Regions from separate parts of the Homo sapiens genome. Here regions 2 and 3 are each linked to region 1. Evidence: read pairs that join two places in POLR2A ChIA-PET (ENCODE). Cell type or tissue: Caco-2. All regions are shown on one strand. Region 1 has its middle 170 kb from the start of CASK. Region 2 overlaps CASK (calcium/calmodulin dependent serine protein kinase). Region 3 overlaps NYX (nyctalopin).

What was found. Peaks named below come from ENCODE experiments on the same cell type or tissue, not always from the same donor. Only the 100,000 strongest peaks of a DNase experiment are listed, where the experiment ranks them.
Region 2: POLR2A ChIA-PET joins it to region 1 with 5 read pairs; 2 of 35 experiments call an interaction of 5 or more read pairs at or near these places.
Region 3: POLR2A ChIA-PET joins it to region 1 with 9 read pairs; 2 of 35 experiments call an interaction of 5 or more read pairs at or near these places.

Annotation. Positions count from the first base shown.
Region 1 is chrX:42,095,460-42,097,959 of GRCh38, reverse strand. No RefSeq gene overlaps it. Among named protein-coding and RNA genes, the nearest start is that of CASK, 170 kb to the right of the region's middle. In Caco-2, no CTCF peak of the experiment used is centred here; a DNase peak (open chromatin) is centred at 1,499.
Region 2 is chrX:41,552,012-41,554,511 of GRCh38, reverse strand. It overlaps CASK (calcium/calmodulin dependent serine protein kinase), which reads left to right. Exons shown (of 27, transcript NM_001367721.1): 21 at 597-793. Among named protein-coding and RNA genes, the nearest start is that of CASK-AS1, 36 kb to the right of the region's middle. In Caco-2, no CTCF peak of the experiment used is centred here; no DNase peak of the experiment used is centred here.
Region 3 is chrX:41,474,642-41,477,141 of GRCh38, reverse strand. NYX (nyctalopin) reads right to left here. Exons shown (of 3, transcript NM_001378477.3): 3 at 1,490-2,500. The coding sequence ends at 2,243. Among named protein-coding and RNA genes, the nearest start is that of NYX, 29 kb to the right of the region's middle. RefSeq lists an enhancer at 1,395-1,986. In Caco-2, no CTCF peak of the experiment used is centred here; a DNase peak (open chromatin) is centred at 1,151.

The DNA of each region.
Region 1 (2,500 bases):
TCTTTATGAGTAAGCTGTTAGTCTTCATAGGTGAGTTATTTTAGTTAGTTAACAGTCTTATCTTCTAGGAACTATTATTTCCTAGAGCAAGTAGCTTAAGTTATTTTTGTTTGTTCTCAGTATTTTTTAACATGGGAACAGGAACATATGCCTGGTCTCAGTATTGTTAAACACAGGAACGGAATTTATGTTGATTTCAGCTTTCAACATAAGGAAACCAAGGCAGAGAGGAGTTAAATAACTAGCTCAGAAGTGAGCAGCTGGTAACAGAGCTAAAGTTTAACCTAGAGCCCCTGACTACAAGTCCAGGGCTTGCTCACCACCCGCTACCCCATTACACACACACACACACACCAAACTGCCGGAATTACTTTCTCTTAAAATGAAAAACTTACAATATAATCACATCGCAGAAAATTTGGAATAAAGGATAGCTCAAATCCCATCACCATATCAACTGTATTTCCTTCCAGTTTTTCTTCATAAATAGTGATTTTGTTTTTGTTTTGATTCTGTAGTGTTCATTTACTTTCTCTCTACAATTTTTGTTTCTCCAAAGCTTTCTTGAGCAAAATGTGTGCTTTTTCCTGGCTCCCCTTTGTGCTTCTCCACCATCAAGGAAGAGTCTCTGCTTTTGTTGAAAAAGTTCCAGGCATTTCCAAACAGGCTGGGGACCACTAAGATTCTGCTAGAACTATCTAGTCTGAAAGAGCAGTTTTAACAGGCATAGGCCCCACAAAATTGTTCTTCCCACTGGCTCAGCTTGAGGGGCTCAAGACTCTTCAGGCAACTGACCACTGATACTGAGGCAATGTCATTTGGTTCTCAGTCATACCCACACTTCATAATATAGTTGTCCATCCCTCCATATCCACAGGGGATTGGTTCCAGCACTCCAAGAGAATACCAAAATCTGTGGATGCTCAAGTCTTCTACATAAAATGGTGCAATATTTGCATATAACTTACACACATCCTCCCATATAGTTTGAATTATCTCTAGATTACTTATAACACTTAATACATTATAAATGCTATGTAAATAATTGTTATACTATATTTTATTTGGATTTTTTTTACTGTTGTATTGTTATTGTCAACTGAAGAACCACAAGGTTTATAAATTTGGAAAGGAGAGCTGTATTTCTCATAAAGGGTTGCAGCCTGCAGGCTGGCCATGCCACAGGCTGGGATGCGTAGCTTCCAGTAAAAGCTGAGAGCAAACACTTTGAGGGAGGGAAGGATAAGAAAGGAATTTGTGCTGGATGGGTTGTGTAAGTATACATATTTAATAAGCTGTAGGAGGATTTATGAATATTTATGAAAGAAGCATGCATATATCCAATCGAATTTCATGCCTCTTCATGGGTCACATGTACAAAAAATGGTGTGTTAGCATGATCAGAGGGTGGAGTTCTCAGCCTTCTGATGTCAAAAGGTGAAGCAGAGGACGTGAAAACCCTCACTGTACGTCATTTGTAGACCGGCCGGAACCACTCCATGATCGGTGGCCTCTTATCAGGAAGGAATGCTGGTCAGTTGCTGTGTTGAAACCACAAACGGGAAGGAAAATCTGGTCACTGCCCCAGATACTTGGCTAAGGATGATAAAGGAATGAGTCGTCCATTTCTGATTTTCCACCACTGATTTCTGCTTACTCTTTAGGAAAGAATTTGGGTTAAAAATTAATAAGAAAAAGGCCTATTGAGGCATGTCTTACCTCCTATCCTTTCATGGCCAGGAACTCCACTTTTCAGGTTTCTCTGGGATTCCCCTTAGCCAAGAGGAGGTCTGTTCAGTCAGTTGGGGGTCTTAGGATTTTATTTTTATTTCTCATTATTTTTTTCAAATACTTTTGATCTGCAGTAGGTTGAATCTGCTGATATGGAACCATCAGGTACAGAGGACCTACTGTACTCTTTTTCATTTCTGTGTGCTTTTGCCTTATCTTTCTCCACTCCCTTCTCCCTGCTCTTTGCAGAGGCCTTCCAAACCCTTCCACACATTTTATCTCACTTCTTTGGTGATTCTCAGTCCAGTAATCAGCAAGCCCTTTGCTAAAATTATGATCACATTCCACAATGGGAGCATGTAAATGATAATTTATTCACAATATTCTCATTTTCAGTAAAGGGGTTCCTGAAAGGTTATAAGACAAATCACTATTAACCTAATCATATTGTGAAAGGAAAATAAATCTTGGGGCCCCAAAATCACTATGCTAAAGGGAAAAGTTAAGCTGGGAACTGGGAAAAACCTGTCTCCCATTTTATTATAAATGCATATCTAATTGCCTCCTTTGGAGAGGCTAATCAGAAGCTCAAAAGAATGCAACCATTTGTCTCTTGTCTACCTATGGCCAGGAAGCTCCCTCCCCACTTCGAGTTGTCCCCCGTTTTCTTCGAGTTGTCCCGCCCTTCCAGACCGAACCAATGTTCATCTTACATATGTTGATTGATGTCTCATGTCTCTCTAAAATGTATAAAAAAAAATTGTGCTCT
Region 2 (2,500 bases), 540 kb after region 1:
TAAAACCTAAATTAGAAAAAAATGAAGCTTTTTTTAACTTTTAAAAAATTGTTTGAGTTACACTTAACTTTATCAGCAATGTGTAGACACACTGCCAGTTGTCATATAAGCATTCTACAGCAAGATACCAACCCAGAGTTCTTGCTAATTTTATATCGTGTGCTGCTTTAGGGTTAAAACCTATCCTGACTGCTAGTATTTATGGCTTAAAGGCTGCCACGCAGTCATGACAACGTATCCATAATGCCAGCATCACCAATGCAGGTTTAAAAAAGAGCGAGCATACTTTTCTATAATTAGAGGCCTATTCTGTTACAGTAAAAGCATAAATTAAGTCTTTATTTTTATTAAACAAGTATTTCAAGTGTTCCTTCCAAATAAAAACAGCAAAGTTTTGAAGCTATACTCATCAAAGATTACTAGTACATTGTTTCTAGCGGTAGAAGTTTTTTGTGTCGTATTTCCATGCATCGTTTTTGCTTTCACCATCTGATGTCCTGTTTGTATTGTAACTGTTGGTGTGTGGTTATGACATTAGAGCTAACTTCTCTTTCACATCACTATGGCATCCTTTCTTACGAACTCCTGTTTTATAGATCTATGTAAGAGCACAATTTGAATATGATCCAGCCAAGGATGACCTCATCCCCTGTAAAGAAGCTGGCATTCGATTCAGAGTTGGTGACATCATCCAGATTATTAGTAAGGATGATCATAATTGGTGGCAGGGTAAACTGGAAAACTCCAAAAATGGAACTGCAGGTCTCATTCCTTCTCCTGAACTTCAGGAATGGTATGTTTTTATGCGTGTTTTGCTTTGCTTGGTTATAAAAACAAAGCCCTGACCATCCATTTTCCAATTTTATATTATTTTAGAGTGTAAAACCTGTTTGATATATTCCTTCCTTTACGAGCCAAACAAAATTTAAATTAGTCATCCAAGAATTCTATATCTTCAGTATCTAGTGAGATCCTAGTTGCAGAGTCAGGGCTTCATTTTACACAAAAAGAAAGGAAGGTCTGGAAAGAGATTGGATGAGCAGCCCTGAGCCAAGTCATGGTCTCACAGCAGAGCCCTCCACTCCTATATGCTGTTATAATTGTTTTAGAATGGCATTAAAAAAATGTACGTTCTCCTTGCCCTTCTACATGCTTTCATGCCCATCCCATTCCCACCACCAGCAAAAAATGTAGGTGCAGTGCTTCAGTGTCACTCAGAGTATTTGAAGATAAAATGTATTTCACTGTTAGAAGGAGGTAGTCAGAAGCTTTGTTCTTTACCTTGCCAGTCCTTTAAAAATACCTTTTCTGCTAGAAAGTTTAAGCCCTAAAAGCAGGCTAAAGTTAGGGGTTTTAGGCACTGTTTTTAACTGAGAGAAAAGGAGTCACAGATCACTGTATATTTTGATAAAATCTATTTCTGCTATTATTGTTACCGTTTCCTTAGTTGAACTGTCTTTTGGAAAATATTGATGGTTTTACCTTTGTTGGTACTTGGGCAATATACCAGATTATTTCTAGCACAAAAGAGATAATGTCTGAGTTTTGTTTCATGTGGCAAAAAATAACAGCCATTAAGCATCCTGCCAGTTCCTCCTAAAATACTTGAACCCAGCTAAAAGAGACCAAAGACATTGAGTCCATAGAAATTTCTACCTGCTTTTATCTATTTTTCTCACTAGTTAAGAGATTTCTCAGTTAATCTCTTTTGCTTGATCGCCTCTTTCAGCTATCCCATGTTTCCCCAAAAAATAGTATTAAATTTAGAATGTTGGAGCTGATGAGGACTTCAGATGCCATCATTTTATACATAAGGAAACGTGGGCCCAAATGGAGAAGCAGCAGCCTTCCATCTGGCATTGTCTTTCAGTCTGATCTTCGAGAAACAGTTCAAGCATAAGCAGGAGGAAAGCAATCTTTAAGTCGTTGCCGTGATGATGCCATTATATTCTTACTGATATTTACATTTTACAGAATGTCTTCTTTAATGTTACCATATATTATGGGCATTTATTGAAAATAATTGTGTAGATTCCAGACCTCTTCTGCCTAGTCAGATCATCTATATAAATGTTTCACCAATTTCTAGAACTCTGAGTCCTCTGGAGGAATCCTGAGTGATGGCAGTGCAAAAAGCAGATTTGCTTCCTATTTCCTGTAATGGTGGATGAGATTATTTGGATAAATCCTCCTGATGAAAAAAAATGAAAAGTGCCGCAGAAAATATGTTTTTCAAATGACCTTGAAAGCACTGAATAGCTGAAAAGGTATCAGGGGCCAGGCATGGTGGCTCACACCTGTAATCCTAGCACTCTGGGACGCCGAGGTGGGCAGATCACTTGAGGTCAGGAGTTCGAAGCTAGCCTGACCAACATGGTAAAACCCTGTCTCTACTTGAAATAAAAAAAAAAAAAAAAATTAGCCAGGTGTGATGGCAGGCACCTATAATCCCAGCTACTTGGGAGGCTGAGGCAGGAGAATTGCTTGAGCCCGAGAAGTG
Region 3 (2,500 bases), 620 kb after region 1:
ACACCTGTCCTCAGCAGTACTTTGTGCGACACTTCCAATACTTAGTATTACACAGAGACACAGGAGTGTCCCCATGAAGAAGTGACTGCTTGGCCGGGCGTGGGGGCTCACGCCTGTAATCCCAGCAGTTTGGGAGGCCGAGGCAGGCGGATCTCCTGAGGTCAGGAGTTCGAGACAAGCCTGATCAACATGGAGAAACCCTGTCTCTACTAAAAATACAAAATTAGCCGGGCGTGGTGGCACGTGCCTGTAATCCCGGCTACTCGGGAGGCTGAGGCAGGAGAATCGCTTGAACCCAGGAGGCGGAGGTTGTGGTGAGCCAAGATCGCGCCACTGCACTCCAACCTGGGCAACAAGAATGAAACTCCGTCTCAAAAAAAAAGAAGTGACAGCTTGGTGCACCCCGAATTCATTTGGGTTTTCTTTTTTTTTTTTTCAAGACAGAGTCTTGCTCTGTTGCCCAGGCTGGAGTGCAGTGGCGCAATCTCGGCTCACCACAACCTCCGCCTCCCAGGTTCAAGCGAGTCTCCTGCCTCAGGCTCCCAAGTAGCTGGGACTACAGGTGCGTGCCACCATGCCTGGCTAATTTTTGTATTTTTAGTAGAGATGGGGTTTCACTTTGTTGGCCAGGCTGGTCTCGAGCTCCTGACCTCGTGATCCACCTGCCTCAGCCTCCCAAAGTGCTGGGATTACAGGTGTGAGCCACCGCGCCTGGCCTTCATGTGGGTTTTCAAAACCCACCTCTTCAAATATAGAGAGGACATTAAAAAGATGACAATTTCCAGAATGTTGACAAATGCAGTCATAGCATGCAGTGCAGAGAACAGCTTGGGTTCTTGTGTAAGTGGTGAGCAGCATATGCACTTTTCTTGACTTGACTGCCTTACAGTCTGTCAGGAATCCCTGCCTGTTGTGACCAGCTTAGGACGGTTCTGCTGCAAACCACAGAGATGGCCACTGCAGACCAGCAGAGCCAGCATTTGCAACTCAGCCTGCAAAGCCTTATTCTTGCAGCATATGCTAAACGAGCTGCTGATCCTGAGGCAGACAGAACAAACACCGTTTGTTCCCACTGCAACCCTGAGAAAAGCTGGGTTTGGTAGGGCCCCTAGGTGGGATTTGGTAGCCCCGCCCTCAGGCACAGCACACCCAGAGCCATGCATGCTTGCTGCAGGCCTGGCTGGCCTTTGCCCTTGCAGTCAAGCCGGGGGGAATATAGTTGGCCAACCCCCAACCTGAGAAATCTCTAAATCCCCTTTCCCAGCTACTGGCTGCCTCCTTCCCTCTTGGCCGTTAGTCAGCCCCGAAGTGTGCAGCCCATAATAATTTCCACACCTAATGGAATCATCCAAGCTGGAGCCTCCCTGCCCCGCTCTCTGTGTCTTCCGGACATTCATCCCACAAAACGCTAAGAAAAAAGGATTGTGTGGCCTCTTGGGAGATTCACAATGAATGTTAGCATATGAAAGACTCTGAAAAGTCCAGCAGTAGAGAAACCGGTTTAACCTTTTTTTTTTTTTAATCCTCGGACTTTACAAATTTATTTGTCCACAAACACACCCCCTGCTGCCCCTTTTTTCCCTACCCTGCCCTAAAGTTCCTTTGTGGCTAGGGCCAGCCCTGGGAATAACTGTGGAGTAAATGAACTGGATCTTTGTTTTAAACGCCTCCTAACACATCTCAGACCCCAGGAACCACCGCCACCCTTTGTCTTAAATCTCTCTCCCATCTCCCTTCTCTCACGTCCTGCCTACCTTCCTGAATCCTAGTGTTTCCAGGCCCCTGGAGAGGAGGAGGAGGATTGTGGTAGAAAACAAAGGACTTCGGTGTAATGGGTTACCCCGCCAGGAGAAATGGGACGGCTCTTAACTACTTAGCCAATGGAAGTCTCTCTAATTCAGGCCTTGCAGGCACTGTTGCCTGGAAGATGAGGGGAAGGGGAGGGGAGGGGAAGGGATGTGAAGCCCTAGAAGCTTCCGATTCCTAGTCTTCCCACCCGAGGGCCCACGTTCATTCTTGCTTCTCTTTTCCAATGGATGCCCGTGTGACAAAAGCAGAAATCCATACCATCCTCCCCCTCGAGTGGCACGTCCCTGTGTTCTCCCTGGGGCCATCTCTGGAGGCAAACGGTTCCTTCCACCCTCCACTGGGATTTTCACCTCTGCCCTCCATTCCGGCTCCTCTCCCCTTACCACAAACACACTCAAGCCCAGTTAAGCAAACTTTCCCCCCTCTGGCCAGGTCAGTCCATCTGCAGGCCAAACACCACGTGCTGGGCCACGCTGGGCAGGAGACAAGAGGCGAGGAGAAACCAGGGCTGCCGGCCCGCGCCTCCCACCCCACGGGAGGAGAGGCTGTCGGACAGGGAGGCGTTGGCCAGCCCCCCAGTGGTGTTGGCCGCCTCCTCCACCGGGACCCTCGGGGCCAGCAGCTTGGAGAGGAGGCTGCTGAACCTGCTCACGGTGGTGGCCGCTGGTTCTGGGGACGGGCCTGGACTGGA